2 separate regions of the Homo sapiens genome follow, and region 2 is linked to region 1. A link is a loop called in an ENCODE intact Hi-C map of the cell type or tissue named here. Cell type or tissue: GM12878. All regions are shown on one strand. Links, peaks and the distances in the headings refer to the core of each region. The heading gives the core; the rest is flanking DNA. Region 1 has its middle 650 kb from the start of LINC00564. Region 2 holds the start of LOC105370283 (a long non-coding RNA gene).

Evidence for each region. Peaks named below come from ENCODE experiments on the same cell type or tissue, not always from the same donor. Only the 100,000 strongest peaks of a DNase experiment are listed, where the experiment ranks them.
Region 2: it touches region 1 in a loop (2.1-fold over the local background); 10 of 110 quality-filtered maps call a loop at or near these places.

Annotation. Positions count from the first base shown.
Region 1 is chr13:81,868,398-81,878,314 of GRCh38, reverse strand. No RefSeq gene overlaps it. Among named protein-coding and RNA genes, the nearest start is that of LINC00564, 650 kb to the right of the region's middle. RefSeq lists enhancers at 2,476-3,162, 3,163-3,850. In GM12878, for the core only: a CTCF peak has its summit at 5,576; no DNase peak of the experiment used is centred there.
Region 2 is chr13:81,529,848-81,539,764 of GRCh38, reverse strand. LOC105370283 (a long non-coding RNA gene) reads right to left here and starts at 6,446. Exons shown (of 4, transcript XR_942125.2): 1 at 6,313-6,446. In GM12878, for the core only: no CTCF peak of the experiment used is centred there; no DNase peak of the experiment used is centred there.

The DNA.
Region 1 (9,917 bases), core at 691-8,690:
TTTGAGATTACAACATGACTAAATTCATGACAATATGTAGTCATTTGCTATGATACAGCTAAATTTATAGAGAACAGATAGATAAATTCAACAGAGATGAGATAGGACAATTGCCTTTTCAGATTTCACATCTATGTTGGTAACATTTACCTCTACAATCCCTTCCATAACACACCAGCGATTTTTGTTACTATCACGCCACAATTGGTTTACAGTCTTAAGGGCTTCCATTTGTTCTTCCTACTGCAATAAGCTTTCTTCTATAGATCAAGAACAAATGCTAGTATTCAACCTTCTGGTAACTATGTCTGTCCAATTATATGTTGATGAACCAGGACAATTAACTCAAGATCCCTTTAGGCACCTTCTGAAAACTTTATTTTTTAATATTCATTAGTTTCCACTCTAATTTTGGATTGTGATGATGTTTTGAGTCACTAGGCATTAGTGTTAGTTTGGATTTTATATGTTGTAAGGATCGGAATCCTTAAAAAGTCAGGATATTTACTTTTCTAAGTATATATTTGCCTTGGAAAACCATTACCTATCTATTTGAAAAGAATTGGAGAAATAATTAATACATAGATTTAGGTGAAGTTGCAGAGATCTTCCTCAAAGTGCTATTTATTCCACAAATATTGATCTCTGGCACTGTGGGTTCTGACCTGAGAAATAAGTGGACTGTGAGTTTTGTCATGGGTAATATCAGATACCTGCTTCTTGGCTGTCAAGGCTTTATAATTATGCAAATTAGGGAGCACTTTGGGTGGCTTCTATTTATGATGCCTCTGAAAATCCATGATCTATTAGCAACCACTTAAGTTATGATTCTACCTGGCTTTGCAAATCAGATAATATGCTAGAAGATAAACACACACACACACACACACACACATACATTTGGAGTAGAGGAGAGAGAAAGAGAGGAGAAAATCAGACTTGTAGCAGTAGCAGTAGTGATAGGTTTTATGAGTGCTGGCTGTGTAAAATAGCCAGACTAAGCTTCATGGAAAAAGTAACATCCGAGTAAAGATTGAAAGGGAGGAAATTGGTCAAGTGATAAGTAGCTATCAGGAGTTAGAGGCTTCCCAACAGACAAACAGCTAAAGAAAATGTCCCAAAACAGGAATTTTTTTTCACATTTGCAAGATTAGCAGGACCAATATAATCACAGTGACTCCACTGTGATAAGCAAGATAACAGGCCATGAAGGGAGATGATGCCAATTTGTGTACTACCTTGCCGACCATTTTAAGGTATTTGAGTATAATGCTGTCTTAAAATAATAATAATACATCTGAATGAGAGATAGAAGAGACAGAATTGTGCTTAATAGCAAGAACTCTGTAAGCATTGCACCCACCTCTAAACACTTGATATTTGCTTATCAGCTGAGCAACTTTGAACAGTTTTTATTTAAGAAAAATATGTAATTGACAAAGATTGAATATATTCAAGGTGAACAATGTGATGATTTGATATATGTGTATACTGTATAATGATTACCCTCAACAAATTTATTTAATGCATCTATCACCCATGCTGTACATTATAGCCCCAGAAATTGTTCATCTTATAACTGAAAATGTGTGCTTTGAGTAACATCTGTTTCCTCCATTCCTCATCCCCTGACAAGGACCACTCTATTCTTTGCTTCTATGAGTTATACTTTTTAAGATTTTATATAGAAGTTATGTTATGCAATATTTGTCTTTTTGTGTTAGCATAATGTCCTCCAGGCTCATCTATGTTGTTCCAAATTAGTTTTATTCTTTTTATGGCTGAATAATATTGCATTGCATACATATACTATGATTTCCTTATCCATTCATTCATTCATTCATGGACACTTGTTTCCGTATTTTAGCCATTCTGAATAATGTTCCAATGAACATGGGGATGCAGATATCCTTCTGAGATACTTATTTGATTTTCTCTGGATATATACTCAGAAATAGGATTGCTGAATTATATAGTACTTCTATTTTTATTGGGTTGAAGAACCTCCATATCATTTTCTATAACAGGTGTATCAATTTAGATTTCCACCAACAGTGTTCAAAGATTCCCTTTTCTCCACACCCTCATCAGTATTTGTCATGTCTAGTCTTTTTCATCATAATCATTCTAACAGGTATGAAGTAATATTTCATTGTGGTTTTGATGTACATTCAGTTAGTAATGGTGAGTACCTTTTTATATACCTATTTGTCATTTGTATATTTTGTTTGTATAAATGTTTAATCAGGTTCTTTGCCCATTTTAATTTAGGTATTTTTTTTTTTTTGCTGTTAAGCTGAGTGAGTTTCTTTTATATTTTTGTATTAGTACCTTATCAGATATATGGTTTGCAGATATTGTCTACCATTCCATAGGTTGCATTTTCTACCATTCTATAGGTTGCATTAATATTTTATGTAAAATAATCCATGATCATTCTTTCTGTTTTTCCATACATAATTTTGAACATCTGCTTTAAAGAGCTTTTTTTTTTTTAAAAAAAAAAAAACAGCTTAAAGCATATAAGTGTAACCTCCTGAAGAGTCTTCCTGCCCACTGTACAAAAAGCACAGCAATGCAGTAAAGAAAGAGTTTACTAGACATGAGGCCAGCCAGGCCATGTGGGAGATAAAGTAATTACTCAAATCAATCTCAACAAAAGCTCTTAGGTTACAGGTATTTTCAAAGGCAGTTTGCAGGAAGGGGTGAGGTGGCTAGGAAATGAGTGCTTGCTGCTGATTGGTTGGGGCAGAGATTAAATCACAGGGGGTCAAGGCTGTCTTCTGGAGATGAGTCACTCCTGGGTGGGGCCCCAGGAGTGGTTTGCCAAGTCCAAATGGAGCCATCAGGTGTCAGCCATGCAAAAAACCTGAAAAGATTTCTCAAAAGGCAGATCCACAATAGTGATGTTATCTGTAGGGGTAAGCAAGCGGGGAAGTTGCATATCTTGTGAGCAGTCTACACCCTAGCAGAATTCTGGCTCCTGAGTTCCCCCTAGCCTGGTGGTCTCTCATTAGCTTTACAAAGGCAGTTGAGTTTTGGGGAAGGCTATTATCATTTAAACTATAACGTAAATGTCTTCCAAAGCTAGCTTGGCCTAAGCCCAGAAATAATTAAGGCAGCTTGAAAGCTAAACGCGAGAGACAGGGGGTTGGCTAGATCAGATCTTCCCCACTGCCATAATGTTCTCGCTGATAGAATGTTTGCAAAGGTGGTTTCACAAGGGCAGTTTTGTTACATGGACATATTGTGTAGTTGTGAGGTCTGGGGTTTTAGAGCACCCTTTGCCCAATTAGTGAATATTCTACCAGATAGTAATTTTTCGATCTTCACCCCTCTCCACCCTCCTACCTTTTGGAATCTCCAGTATCTGTCATTTACTCTGTATGTCTAATTGTCATGCACGTCCCTGTGAAGAGACCACCAAACAGGCTTTGTGTGAGCAATAAAGCTTTTTAATCACCTGGGTGCAGGCGTGCTGAGACCGAAAAGAGTCAGTGAAGGGAGATAGGGGTGAGACCGTTTTATAGGATTTGGGTAGGTAGTGGAAAATTATAGGCAAAGGGGGTTGTTCTCTGGCAGGCAGGGGCAGGGGGTCACAAGGTGCTCAGTGGGGGAGCTTCTGAGCCAGGAGAAGGAATTTCACAAGGTAATGTCATCAGTTAAGGCAGGAATCGACCATTTTCACTTATTTTATGATTCTTCACTTGCTTCAGGCCATCTGAATGTATACGTGTGGGTCACAGGGGATGTGACGGCTTAGCTTGGGCTCAAAGTCCTGACATCTATGTGTACCCATTGTTTATATGTCACTTATAAGTTCAAACATGCAGTGTTTAACTTTACTTGTTTTTTTATTTATTCATTTACTCTGTATATCTATGTATACCCATTGTTTATCCACCACTTATAAGTGCAAACATGCGATGTTTAACTTTACTTGCTTTTTTATTTATTCTGTATCTCTATGTATACCCATTGTTTATCCACCACTTATAAGTGCAAACATGCAGTGTTTAACTTTCCATAATTATTAGCTATACTCTTTAATCTTGCTAATTCTGTTTAATCTATTCCTATTTATATTTTTAATATGCAGATTTTAGATTTTATAAATTCTAATGCATTATATTGTGAGATATTATAATTTCCTTATAACTAATTATATTAACTTGGCTTTAGATAGTAGACTTAAATAACTATCATAATGAAATGATCAAGTGGTTTTAAAGAATCACTTCGAAAGGAACCACAGGTTGAATGTAATTCTAAAAATACAATAAAACATTTAAATAAGAAAATAGCTGCTTTGAAACGTCTCTGCTACCAAAAGCTTATCATCAGCTCTATCGTGAAATTTAACCATTATAGGTTAAATTTATTGTAGGTTTAATATCATGTGAACCTAATATATAATAGGTTCACATGATAAATTAAGCAATTATTGCAAATTCATGAGGAAGGCTATTTAAAAATTGATTTCATTCAATATCTGTCTTCAACAGTGAAAGTCTTTTGTAAAGCATGTTTCTTTGAAAACATCTAGGATTAGAGAACTGGTGCTTTTGTAATACTGTGCCAGGTCATCCTGTTAGCACTAAGAATCATATCCAAGTCACGTCACCAAAGCATGTCACTGATCGCAAATCCATATGGTTCTGTAGCAACCTCAATCCTTGATTTCTTAGAAGAAAAAATTCAACTGAGGGGCATAAGGCATAAGGAGAGACTGAGGCAGGTTTTGAGCAGCAGTGATAGTTTATTAAAAAGTTTTAGAGCAGGAATGAATGAAAGTAAAGCCCACTTAGAAGAGGGCCAAGTAGGCAACTTGAGAGATCAACTGTACTGTTTGAATTTGGACTTGGGGTTTTATACATTGGCATACTTCTGGGGTCTTGCGTCTCTTTTCCCCTGATTCTTCCCTTGGGGTGCGCTGTCCGCATGTGCAGTGGCCTGCTAGGGTTTGGGAGGGGAACATGTGCAGTGTGCTTACTGGAGTTTTACCCATGCTCACTTGAGGCATTTTCCCCTTACTAGGCCAGTGTTCCTAGAGGAAGGTCATCCACCATTTTGCCTCTTAGTGTGCAAATAATTTGGTAGGTAGGGGGCCAGTAAGTCAGGAGTGCTAATTGGTTGGTTCAGAGCTGAAATCATAGGGAGTCAAAGCTGTCCTCTTCCACTGAGTCAGTTCCTGGGTTGGGGGGCCACAAGACCAGATGAGACCATTTATCAGTCTGAGTGGTGCCAGCTGATCCATCAAGCACAGGGTCTGCAAAATATTTCCATAGTGTGCAGGCTTGAGCCCACTTACTCAACTCTTGAGATTTTATCGAGAAGCTGCCAGTCACCAATTTCAGGATTTTTTATCTATTGGGAGACTGCCTTTCCCTGGTGCTGGCTGTGACAAATTATTATTTTAGAGAGACAGTTAACAATTGCCTGACCATCACTTGATGGTCACCCGACGTTCCTGGTGTGTGTGTTTGGGTGGGGGAAGTCCTCTCCTGCTCTGCTCATATCTGACTAGCTACCACCTATAATTCCTTTGTGGTGCTAATCATGAAATGAAGGGTAGGGGGCAGCAAAAGTCTTTCACGTGTCTGTGGTAGGTAAAATTTTGAACTAATTGAGAGATGAATGTTACAGATGCTCTATCTTTCATACATTAGTCTCTCTAGTACCTTATGTTTAAGACCTCTTAAAAGCAGCATAAAGATTTTATTGTGATTTGTTTTATTTTCTCCTTTCTATAACTCTTCTGATTTAATTCGAGTATTATTAGTTTGCTCACATTTACTGAAATTATTGATATATTTAGATTCATGAGGGTTATTATTCTTTGTTCCACCTGTTTTCGTTTCTCTTTTTTTCTCTTTTACCTTTTCATGCGCATCCGTGTGAAGAGACCCCCAAACAGGCTTCGTGTGAACAATAAAACTTTTAATCACCTGGGTGCAGGCGGGTTGAATCCGAAAAGAGAGTCAGCGAAGGGAGATAGGGGTGGGGCCATTTTATAAGATTTGAGTAGGTAAAGGAAAATTACAGTCAAAGGGGGGTTGTTCTCTGGCGGGCAGGGGTGGGGGTCACAAGGTGCTCAGTGGGGAGCTTTTGAGGCAGCATGCGCCAGGAGAAGGAATTTCACAAGATAATGTCATCAGTTAAGGCAGGAACAGCCCATTTTCATTTCTTTTGTGGTGGAATGTCATCAGTTAAGGCAGGCACCAGCCATCTGGATGTGTACGTGCAGGTCAGAGGGGATATGATGGCTTAGCTTGGGCTCAGAGGCCTGACATTCCTGTCTTCTTAGTGGTAAAGTGTTGGGACGGTGAAAATTTTGGGGGATGGTATTGAGAGATAATGGGCAATGTCTCTCAGGGCTGCTTTGAGCAGGATTAGGGGCAGCATGGGAACCTAGAGTTCCCAAGCTTAATCTCTGGAGAGATTAAGCTGAAGGAAGATTTTGTGGTAAGGGGTGATATTGTGGGACTGTTAGAAGAAACATTTGTCATTTAGAATTATTGGTGATGGCCTGGATATGGTTTTGTATGAATTGAAAAACTAAACGGAATACGAGAAGGAGAAAAACAGGTATTAAAGGTGTAAGAATTGGGAGGACCCAGGACATCTGATTAGAGAGTGCCTAAGGAGATTCAGCATAGTCCTGCCAGTAAAGATTATTTATTTACTTCAAGAGTTAAGAGTGGCAGTTTGGGGATAGCACCGGGAGATATCAGCTGTGATGGCTTGGAGAAACAGTGTAAACCGGCAGTGTAAACAAGAGCAGGGCATGTATGAGTAGTTGAGAACGGTGAATAGGAGTATGACTAGACAGAAGATAGTAGGGATGACAAGTTTTCTGGGGCACAGTCCAAGTTGGTCTGGTGTCTGGAATGAGACTGGGGCTTAATAAAAAGGAACATCTATACAGGAGCTCAAATGGGCTGTACCCTGTAGCATTCCAAGGACAGGCCTGAATTCTGAGAAGGGAAAGTGGTAAAAGTATTGTCCAGTCCTCTTTAAGTTGGTGGCTGAGCTTGGTGAGGTGTGTTTTTAAAAGACCTTTAGTCTGTTCTACTTTTCCTGAAGACTGAGGACCATAAGGGATATAAAGGTTTCACTGGATACTAAGAGCCTGAAAAAACGCTTGGCTGATTTGACTAATAAAGGCTGGTCTACTATCGGACTGTACAGAGTTGGGAAGGCCAAACCGAGGAATTATGTCTGACAGAAGGGAAGAAATGACAGTGGTGGCCTTCTCGGACCTTGTAGGAAAGGCCTCTACCTATCCAGTGAAAGTGTCTACCTAGACTAGGAGGTCTTTTAGTTTTCTGACTCGGGGCATGTGAGTAAAGTCAATTTGCAGTCTTGGGCAGGAGCAAATCCTCTAGCTTGATGTGTAGGAAAGGGAGGAGGCCTGAACAATCCCTGAGGGGTAGTAGAATAGCAAATGGAACACTGAGTAGTGATTTCCTTGAGGATAGATTTCCAGGATGGAAAGGAAATGAGAGGTTCTAAGAGATGGGCTAGCGGCTTGTAACCTACACGGAAGAGGTTATGAAATGACGACAGAATAGAATGGGCCTGTGAGGCTGGAAGGAGATATTTTCCTTGGTCTCAGAACCATTTGCCTTGTGTGGGAAGAGATTGATAGGTGGAAGTTTCAGCGGGGGTGTAGGTGGGAGTGACTGATGTGAAGGAGAAAATCTGGCTGTGAGGGACAGAAAGTGGAAAGCTAGCTGCTTGTCAAGCCACCTTATCAGCATAAGCGTTGCCTAGAGCAATGGGATCTGATGCCATTTGATGGCCTTTGCAGTGAATGACTCCAGCTTCCTTTGGAAGTAAAGCAGCCTTGAGTAGAGTTTTTATTAAAGAGACATTAATGATGGAGGACCCTTGTGTAGTGAGGAAACCTCTTTCAGCCTATATAGCAGCATGGTGGTGCAGAATATGAAAGGCATATTTAGATTCAGTGTAAATATTGACGCGTAGTCCTTTTGCAAGAGTGAGGGCTTGAGTTAAGGCAACTAATTCGGCTTACTGAGAGGTAGTGGAGGGGAACAGAGCGGTAGCCTCAATAACAGATGTGGAAGATATTATTGCATAGCCTGCCTTTGCTGGTGAGTGGCGATTAGGCCTGGTGGAACTGCCATCAATAAACCAAGTGTGATCAGGTTTAGAAACAGGGAAGAAGAAAATGTGGGGAGTTGGGGTGAACGTCAGGTGGATCAGAGAGATGCAGTCATGAGGGTCAGGTGTGGTATCCGGAATAACGTGGGAGGCTAGATTGAAGTTCATGCCAGGAACAATGGTAATTGTGGGAGACTCAACAAAGAGTGAGTATAGCTGAAGGAGCTGGGGAGCAGAAAGTATATGCGTCAGGTGTGAGGAAGAAAATAGATTTTGGAAGTTATGAGAAATGTAGAGTGAGTTGAGCATAGTTTGTGATTTTGAGGGCCTCTAAAAGTATTAAAGCAGCGGCAGCCGCTGCACGCAGACATGAGGGCTAGGCTAAAACAGTAAGGTCAAGTTGTTTGCACAGAAAGGCTACAGGGTGCGGTCGCAGCTCTTGCGTAAGAATTCTGCCCGCACTAACCATGCCTAGGAAGGAAACGAGTTGTTGTTTTGTAGAAGGGATTGGGGTTTGGGAGATTAGCCGGACACGATCAGCAGGGAGAGCACATGTGTTTTTATGAGAATTATGCCGAGATAGGTAACAGATGAGGAAGAAATTTGGGCATGACTGAAGTAATGGGGGCTGTCTGTGAAGACTTGCGGCAGTACAGCCCAGGTAATTTGCTGAGCCTGATGGGTGTCACGGTCAGTCTAAGTGAAAGCAAAGAGAGGCTGGGATGAAGGGTGCAAAGGAATAGTAAAGAAAGCATGTTTGAGATCTAGAACAGAATAATGGATTGTGGAGGGAGGTATTGAGGATAGGAGAGTATATGGGTTTGGCACCAAGGGGTGGATAGGCAAAACAATTTGGTTGATAAGGCGCAGATCTTGAACTAACCTGTAAGCCTTGTCTGGCTTTAGAACAGGTGAAACGGGGGAATTGTAAGGGGAGTTTATAGATTTTAGAAGCCCATGCTGTAGTAGGTGAGTGATAACAGGATTTAATCCTTTTAAAGCGTGCTGTAGGATGGGATATTGGCGTTGAGTGGGGTAAGGGTGATTAGGTTTTAATGGGATGGTAATGGGCATGTGATCGGTTGCCAGGGAAGGAGTCGAGATATCCCATACTTGTGGGTTAAGGTAGGGCGATACGAGAGGAAGACACAAATAAGGCTTTGGGTTGGGGAGAAGGGCGGCAATGAGATGCAGCTGTAGGCTGTAGTCCAGGAATAGTCAGGGAAGCAGATAATTTAGTTAAAATGTCTTGGTCTAATAAGGGAACTGGGCAGGTGGGGATAATTAAAAAAGAGTGCATAAAGGAATGTTTTCTAAGTTGGCACCAGAGTTGGGGAGTTTTAAGAGGTTTAGAAGCCTGGCTGTCAATACCCACAACAGTTATGGATGCAAGGGAAACAGGCCCTTGAAAAGAAGGTAATGTGGAGTGGGTAGCCTCTGTATTGACTAAGAAGGGGACGGACTTACTCTCCACTGTGAGAGTTATCCAGAGCGTCTGTGATGGTCCTGTAGGCTTCCAAGGCAATCAGGCACTGTCAGTCTTCAGCTGCTAAGCCAAGAAGATCTGGGAAGGAGTCAGTCAGAGAGCCTTGGGCCAGAGTTCCAGGGGCTCTGGGAGTGGCTGCGAGGTGAGTTGAACAGTCTGATTTTTAGTGGGGTCCTGCACAGAGGGAACATGGCTTAGGAGGAATCCCGGGCTCTGGGCATTCCTCGGCCCAGTGGCCAGATTTCCAGCACTTGTAGCAAGCTTCTGGGGGAGGAGGTTCTGGAGGAACCCCTGGCAGCTGCGG
Region 2 (9,917 bases), core at 616-8,615, 340 kb after region 1:
CTCCCTACTTTGAGTTCTTCCATAACCAATTGCAATCTAACTTAGTATGAAAAGAAAAAAAAAGCTAATTTAAAAGTATAGTTTTGTAACAAATAACCAGGGTTTCAGCCAATCACAAACAGTTAAGCTTAACTAATCACAGCTAGCCAAGTGAACACACTATGCCCAAATAAGGCAGATGCCTGGCTGTAGTCAATCAGGCGATTTCTCCATTTTGCATCCCTATTTGACCTCTACAAGCTCACTCTTCACACAGCTGGGTGAACCGCTCCGAACTTCTTCTGGTTCTGAGTTATTCTAAACCAATCTTTGCTCAAATAAACTCTGCTAAATTTGTTTTGTCTGAAAGTTTCTTTTAATAGTGGGTTAGGGCTTTGACATATCTATTTTGGGGACATATAATTTAATCCACGATATGTACCTCCTATATTAATAAGGCAGAATCACCTCTTAAGTATTCTTGCTAATAAATTGAACTTAGAGCTATTCAAAATTTTATGTCTAACTACCAGTTTACAGGAAACACAGAGACTAAACCTCTGTGACAAGGAGCTACAAAGATGACTTTGGAGGAATGGGCAGGCTTCAATATGTTAATAGAAAATTGAACTGGACAAGTTAAACAGGTAAGGAAGACCTTATACAAGACTATTGCAATAGGAAAGGGATGTTGAATTCAACTGTCTTGAAACAAAAGGCTGGAGAGCTTTAAGCACCAGGACATGCTAGTGGAACAGTACTGGAAAACTTTACAGGATAGGTTGATAAATAGGATTAGACCATCTATGTTTCCTAATTGATACCTAATTGGCACCTCTCCTCTCACAGAGACTGAAAGATAGAGGTTCTATCATTCTTGATGATTGCATTTCAATGGGATGACTCCCAGATCCTTGAGAAAGAGATTCCTAAGTTGTAAATTCGGCAAGAGGCTTCATGATTTGCATCTCAAAGAAGCAGATAAATGATTTAAAATTGCATACTTTATAAAGCAAATGCTATAAGAAAAGGTAGCTCAGAAACCTATGGGTAAAATGAAACTTGTCTAATGTTTACTCCAGCTGAAGGGGAAATTAACACCTTTTTGATCAAGGACAACTGATTCTGTTTCTTCAAGAGTTAATGGAATAAAAATGTTAGAGGAAACACCTAATTTAAAAAATACTTAAATACAACACAATGCAAGATATGGGCATTTATTACAGACTGAACTGAACAGACCAACTTTAAGACTTTTTTGGGGGGCATATCATAAATATTTTAAATAATTTTTTTGAATTGACAAGTATCTATGAAGGACAATGTGATGTAAGAGATGTACATATTGTGAAATAATAAAATCAAGATAATTCATATACCCATTACCTCACATATTAATTTTTTGTTGTAAGAACATCTGAAATGTACTCCCTTAGCAATTTTGAAATATGTTATTATTAACTATACTCTGCTGTGCAATAAACCTCAAAAACGTATTCCTCCTAACTGAAACTTGTACCCTTTAATGCACATGTCTACACTTAATGCCCCAGCCCCAAACCAGCCTTCGATAACCACCATTCTCCTCTCAACTTTTATGAGATCGACATTTTTAGATTCCACATACAAGTAAGCTCATGCGGTAACAGTCTTTTTGTGCCTACTTAATGTCACTTGGCATAATGCCCTCCAAGTTTTATCCATGTTGTTGCACAAAACAGAATTCCATTCTATTTTTGTAAGACTGAATGGTATTCCATTGTACATATAATCCCACTTTCTTTATTCATTCATCATTTGATGTACACTTAGGTTGATTCCACATCTTGGCTATTGTGAATAATGCTGCAATGAACATGGGAGTGCAGATATCTCTTCAAACTACTGATTTCAATTTCTTTGGATATATGCCCAGTGGTGGGATTGCTGAATCATATGGTAGTTCCATTTTTAGTTTTTAAAGGAACTTCCAGACTTTTCCATAATGTCTGTACTAAATTGCATCCTTGCCAACAGTGTATAAGGGTTCCTTTTTCTCTACATACTCACCACTTATGATCTTTCACCTTTCTGAATATAGTCATTCTAACATGTATGAGAAGATATTTTATTGTGGTTTTAACGTGCATTTCTCTGATGACTGATGATGTTAAGCATTTTTTTTCATATGCTTGTTGGCTATTTTTATGTATTTTTTTGACAAATATCAATTCATGGCTCACGCCTGTAATCCCAGCACTTTGGGAGGCCGAGGCGGGCGGATAACGAGGTCAGGAGATCAAGACCATCCCGGCTAAAACGGTGAAACCCCGTCTCTACTAAAAATACAAAAAATTAGCCGGGCGTAGTGGCGGGCGCCTGTAGTCCCAGCTACTTGGGAGGCTGAGGCAGGAGAATGGCGTGAACCCGGGAGGCGGAGCTTGCAGTGAGCCGAGATCCCGCCACTGCACTCCAGCCTGGGCGACAGAGCGAGACTCCGTCTCAAAAAAAAAAAAAAAAAAATCAATTCATGTACTTGCCTATTAACTTTTATTTTAGGTTTGGGGTACATTTGCATGTTTGTTATCTAGATAAAATGCATGTCACAGGGATTTGGTATACAGATTATTTTGTTGTCCAGGTAATGAGCATGGTACGCAATAGGTAGTTGTCTAATCTTCTGTCTCCTCCCAACCTCCATCATCAAGTAGGTCCCGATGTCTGTTGTTTCTTCCTATCCATGTGCATAAAATGTTTTCCCATTTGTTGGTGTTATCTCTGATTTCTTTGAGCAGTGTTTTGTAATTATCATTGTAGAGCTCTTTCACCTCCCTGGTTAGCCATATTTCTAGACATTTTATTCTTTTAATGTCTATTGTGAATGAGTTAGTGTTGTTGATTAGGTTCTCAGCCTGGATGTTGTCGGAGTATAAAAATACTATAGGTTTGTGTACATTGATTTTGGATCCTGAAACTTTGCCAAAGTTGTTTATCAGATCTGGGAGTTTTTGGACAAAAACTGTGGGGTTTTCAATGTATAGAATCATAAATCTGCAAACAGATATAGTTTGACTTCCTCTCTTCCTATTTGTTTGCCTTTTATTTCTCTCTCTTGTCTGATTGCTCTGGCTAACACATCTATTACTATGTTGAATAGGAGTGGTGAAAGTGGGCATCCTCGTCTTGTTCCAGGACTCAAGAGGAATGCTTTCAGCTTTTGCCCATTCAGTATAATGTAGGCTATGGGTTTGTCATAGTTGACTCATTATTTTGAGGTATGTTCCTTCAATGTCTAGTTTGTTGAAGGTTTTCTACATGAAGCGATGTTGAATTTTATTGAAAGTTTTTTCAGCATGTATTGAGATGATCATGTGGTTTTTGTTTTTAGTTCTGTTTACGTGGTGAATTACATTTATTGATTTGCATATGTTGAAACAGCTTTGCATCCTAGGGATAAAGCCTACTTGATTATGGTGGATTCGATTTTGGATGTGCTGCTAGATTAGGCTTGCTTGTATTTTGCTGAGGATTTTTGCATCAATTTTCATCAAAAATATTGGCCTGAAGTTTTCTTTTTTTGTTGTGTCTCTACCAGGTTTTAATATCCGGATGATGCTAGCTTCATCCAGTTAGTTAGGGAGGAATCCTTCCATCTCAATTTTTTGAAATAGTTTCAGTAGGCATAATACCAGCTCTTCTTTATACATCTTGTAGAATTCATCTGTGGATCTGTCTGGTCCTGGGCTTTTTTCTAGCTGGTAGGCTTTTTGTGACTGATTCAATTGCAGAACTTGTTATTGATCTGTTCAGGGATTCAGATTCTTTCTAGTTCAATCTTGGGAGGTTGTATGTTTCCAGGAATTCATCTATTTCTTTTCAGTTTTGTAGTTTTTGTGCATAGAGGTGTTCATAGTAGTCTCAGAAGATTTTGTATTCCTGTGGCATCAGTGGTAATGTCCCCTTTGTCATTTTTGATTGTGTTTATTTGGATCTTCATTTTTTCTTTATTATTCTTGCTAGCAGTCTATCAATCTTATTTTTACTTTCATTTTGACCTTGTAGAATCTGACAACTGTGTCTTAGGGATAGTCATCTGGTATAGTATCTCACAGGGGTTCTCTGCATTTCCTAGATTTGAATGTTGGCCTCTCTAGCGAGGTGGGAAAAATTTTTGTGGATGATATCCTCAAATATGTTTTCCAAGTTGCTTGCTTTCTCTCCTCAGGAATCCCAATGAGTCATAGATTTGGTCTCTTTACACAATTCCATATTACGTGAAGGCTTTATTCATTCTTCTTTATTGTTTTTCTTTATTTTGTCTGACTGAGTTATTTTGGAAAACTGGTATTTGAGCTCCGATATTCTTTCCTTAGTTTGGTCAATTTTGCTGTTAATACTTGAGACTGTATTCTGAAATGCTTGAAGTGAGTTTTTCAGCTGTATTAATTCAGTTTGGTCCTTTCTTAATGGCCATTTTGTCTTTAATCTCCTGTATCATTTTATTGCATTCTGTAAATTCCTTGGATTAGGTTTTGACTTTCTCCTGAATGTTGATGATCTTCATTCCTATCCATATTCTGAATTCTATTTCTGACATTTCTCACATTTCAGCCTGGTTGAAAACCAGCGCTTAGGAACTAGTGCAGTTGTTTGGAAGTAAGAAGATATTCTGGGTTTTTTAATTGCCAAAGTTCTTGTGCTGGTTCTTTCTCATCTGTGTGGGCTGATGTTCCTTAAATCTTTGAAGTTGCTGTCCTTTGCATTTTTGTATGCCCTTGGGAGTTTGATTGTGGTAAAAGGTAAGTTCAGTCAACTGGTTTTGATTCTAGTCTGTTCCTTGGTCTTGGAGAAGCCTGCTCTCATTATTGTCTCCGTAAATGTGTTTCTCTTGTTGGGTGTTCTGGTCAAGATCTTGGAAGTCTGGAGTCTTATAAATTAATTAAATTTGTTTCTTCAAAACCTTGGAGTAAAACTGATGCTACAGAAATACATACCACAGATATTCTCCTCTTGTGCATCATCCCTGCAGAGACTTAAGGTTGCGGCTACTCCAGTTACGGAAGCATGTAGTAGTGGAGTAATTAGAGTTAATAGGAAAAACAGGGAGCTTCCTGCCTGGACTCCCAAGAAGCCTGAGAACTGCCAGGACCCAGGGCGGTTAGGACCTAGGCCCGCCCCTACCTACTTTGCCCATATTTATTGTAAATTGAGTTATTTGTTTTCTTGTTATTGAGTCGTTTGATTCGTTATACATTTTGGATATTAATCCCTTATCAGTTTTATGATTTGCAAGTATTTTCTGTTACTCCATAGATTCTCTCTTTACTCTGTTAATTGTTCCCTTTGCTGTGCAGGAACTTTTTAGTATAATGCAATACTATTCATCTATTTTTGCTTTTATTCCCTGTGTTTTGGGGGTCAAATCCAAAAACTCATTGCCCAGTCCAATGTTGTGGAGGTTTCCCCTTATGTTTTTGTTTAGTGGTTTTACAATTTCAGGTCTCATATTTAAGCCTTCAATCCATTTTGAGTTGATTTTTGTAGATGTTGTAAGATGAGGGTCCAATCTCATTCTTCTGCACATGGATGTCCAATGTCATTTATATATATTTTTAAAAACTGTCCTTTTCTCATTTTGTGTTTTTAGAACCTTTGTCAGAAAACAACTGACTGTAAATGCATAGGTTCATTTCTGGGTTCTCTATTCTTTTCTGTTTGTTGGTGTGTCTATTTTTTATGCCACTGCCATGCTCTTTTAAGGACTATAGCTTTGTAGAACATATTTCAAAATCAGATAGTTTGATGCCCCTAGCTTTGTTGAAATATACATTTTTTTAGTCAATCAGTGGTACAGTAGTCACCCCTTATCTGTGTATTCACTTTCCATGGCTTCAGTTACCATCAGTCATCTGCATTTCAAAAATATTAAGTGAAAAATGCCAGAAATGAACAATTTATAAGTTTTAAAGTGCATGCTGTTCTGAATACATAATAAAATTTTGCACTGTCCCAACTCTATCCCACCTAGGGTATGAATCATCTGCTTTATGACAGTTATATTATTATAATTGTTCTAGTTCTTATCAGATATTGTTGCTAATATCTTGCTATCCTAAATTTGTACTTTAAACTTTATAATACAAATGTTTGTATAGGAAAAAACGTAAAATATGTAAATTGGTACTATCCTAGATTTCCTGCGTCCACTGGGGATCTTGGAATGTATCCTCAGAGGATTAGAGGGAACTATTTTATTTTGTTATGAACTGGGTGCTATATAAAATCAATACATTATTTTAAATTTTGGTTAAAAATGCCATTATTTTTATTATGAAATTAGTCATATGTTCTTACCATTTGGAGATATATGCTGAAGTGTATAAAGGGATGAAATCACCTGATATCTTCAATATGCTTTAATATACATCCATAAATCGGAAACCCTCTTTTTCACTCTTGTTTTTCTACCTTCTTCCCTTCCTTCCAGCCTTCTGTCCTCTGAGCATACCTGGGGGCAATAATAAGGACACTTAGAACTCAGACCTTGATTTTTAAATACCTTAGAAAAATGTTCAATTCCAGGACAAAGGAAAAGAAAGAGTAATCTGACCCTGAAATAATTTTTGTGTGTGAGAAAAATAAACAATTTCTTGTAAAATTATAGGGGTATATTAAAATAACACAGAAGCCAGCTTCAAGGAGCTTTTTCAATTAAATCTAAGGCAATTTGAGCATTAAAATCCTACTAATATTAGATTGTTCTAATTAAAACAGAAATGTGTGGATCAACACAGATACTAATACAGAATAAATAGAAGTCAAATACCTTTCTTACCATAGAACACCAACTAGAAATGTAGAATAAAATATTAAATTAGAAAATCACATTTGACAACCATCATATTAATAATTCATTAATTTACCTGAGAAATATCAATGGATGCTAAAACTAATGTGGAAAGAGGGATGAAAATTTGAGATTTACATGGTTTCGAAATATCTTGTCATAAAGGACTCATTAATTGTAGTGGGAATGGGATGGGGAAACATCGCTTTATGATGGCAAAATCTGTCTGATATCATCTTGAGTAGCCCAATTTAACACTGCAAGTAACGAATCCAGTAGACATTGGGTGTCACTTGATAGAATGCCATGAGATAGCAGTATTATTTCTGTGATAATTTAGCTAAACAATGCATCACCTGAATCTACTCACGCAGAAATATCCTATAAACACACATGAAAAAATATTCTACAAAATTATTGGTTTGTAATAAAAATTTCTTAGTCATGTAAGCCAATAAAGGCTGATAAATTATTTCAGATTGAAGGAAACTAGAAAGACATAAGAGAAAGTCTAAATAAGTGAGTGCAATATATGATCCTAGTTTGGATTTTTTTGCTGTTAAAAAAAAGAATACACTATGAAATCAATTAGAGGTTCTCTATATGTTGGATGTATAGCATTCTTTGTATTATTTTTGCAAGTTTTCATTGAGTATGTTGCCTGAGAATATGAATGCATTTAAACAATATAATGGGTATATAAATACAAGGAATTTCAATGATTTTGGAAAATAATTCTGAATTGCTATTTTTCTGTATTCTTCATATGAAATTTTGATCATTTAGGTAATGTAGAAAAAAATTAGAAAACATAAAATATGTTCCTGCATTAAAAATGTATGTAATAAAAATCTCAAACACATAAAAAATTGGGAGAATTTAAATTAACTCACATTTTTCTACTCCTATCTTTTAAAATTACAAAAAAATTAACAAGCAATTTTGTTTAATTCTTTTCAGAACTACTGATTCACTTATTTTAAATTTCAAAGAACGTTGAAACTTAGAGAAAATTACTAGAGTGGGAAAAAGAGGGAGAATACTCGTTTTATGCTGAGTAAAATAAACAACACACTCTCTTTGAGGACTAAGTTCCTCTGTGATAGTGTGCTAGAGATGATGATAACTCCCTTATATTACTAAGTTACTGTGTATGCTATACTGAGCTAAATGAAATTTTACCAACCTGAGATAGTCTGTGTCTCTTTGCATAACTATACTGAGAATAACTTTGCCACATGGCGCCATAACTTACATGAGCTCCTTCAAAAGCAAAATCTGAGACAGCCTTTTACAAGTCACTCCTAGACTTAACCTATTCTAAGTTCATTCCATGTGCCCCTGAAATTGAAATGGTAATTTTGTATTACTTTCTATGATGGTGTTCAATCTGACTATTACCTCAAAAAGTCATACTTAAACTGTTTAGAAAATTAATAGTCAAAAGCACATTCTCTTTTATTATAGCAATAATTATCACATAGTACTTATTAAGGGTCTAGTGTATACTGCATAATGCTGACACTGGTGTTCTTGTTTTTCCCCTATGGTAAAGTATTTGGAGTACAGGGCTGCTTTGTTGTAAATAAACATTATTTTCATATATATGGCTAACCAGGTAATCTTTCAAAACCAAATGTTTTTCCTGAGCAATGACATAAAAGTAGTTAGAACCTGTAACACATTCAGATTATATAGTCCAATAAGTAATACCCTGTTTATTGCAGTTTTTAAAAAAATGCAGACCTATTGTTTGTTTTTACTACACTATTTTTTATGGTTAGCATAACTTAGTACTACTTATTCCAAACCAGAAATCTGCAAGCCTCTGAAAACTGATCTTCCTCCATTGCCCACCTGATTCCATTAATTATTGTTTCTCAATACTGCTGCTTCAATATCTCTGTAATAGGATTACATCATTATGCTTCATGAGACATTCAATGGTTTTCCATAATTCAGCAGATAAACATTAAATGTTTTTAAATGATGATGCAAGGCCTTTTATGATCTGCACTCATGACTTCTCTCCTTTGCACCCCTATCATGAACACTTGCTAATTCTTGTAGTTTTTACAATGGAGTCTTTCCCGTTGCTTCTCTTGGCATAATTTGCTTCATATGCCTGGAACTCAGTACTTTAAATAATTCCTTTCTCTTGGTATCTGCCTTTCATCCACTGAAGTGTCTCCACATCAATCAAAACAGAAGATTCTTAAGCATCTAACCTTACTAATTGCTAGCCTTACCTAATGGACTCTTGACATATGACCTTCTTTCCTTTGTATATGCTTCTATTTAATGATTGTCCACGGTATTGAAATTTTACATGTATTTACATGTTTTTCTCCTCCTACTACATCTCTAAGCTCCTTGAGGACAAAAATTATTTCCAATTTATCTTTTGTCTCTCCAGAAAAAAAAAAGAAATTACTTTACCCAGAACGTATATTCAGAAAATATTTGACTACATTAATTTAGAAAATGTTCATCAGAAAAATGCAGAAGGGAAAGAAAAGGAATATTAGAAGCCCTGTTAAAACAGAATCTAAAAGAAAGGTAAACTCAGTTCATTCTTTAGGTTTCTCTTAGTGTAATTTTAATGCTGATGCCAGGGTTTTTCATTTTATTCTCTTTTAAAGAAATTCAGAAAATTAAATTCACACCAGTGATAATTCGATACTGGAAAAAATTGATCATCAGGATAAGATCCTGCAGCTGACCATCAGTTTTATATGAGTATTATATAATAAAACATTTTTTTCTTGAAGAGCATTGTAATATTGTAATATGATAAAAAAGAAAAATTTTGAGCAATTAAAACTCCACTTAAACTTACTTACTTTTAAAACACTCACTGTAGTTTTTTCTTGTTCAAGAAAATGACAATATGAATAATTAAAATTTATTACACAATTGTAACAGCCCAACAGGTTCATCTTGCCCACTGCCGAGATAGAACGAATATATCAAGATGGGGACTGTGATAGAAAGAGTTTAATAGATGAAGAGGCAGAGACCTAGGAGACCAGAGGGCTATTATTTACTCAAATCAGCCTCCCTGAAAATTCAGAGACTAGAGTTTTTTTTAAGGTGGTTTGGTGGGCAGGGG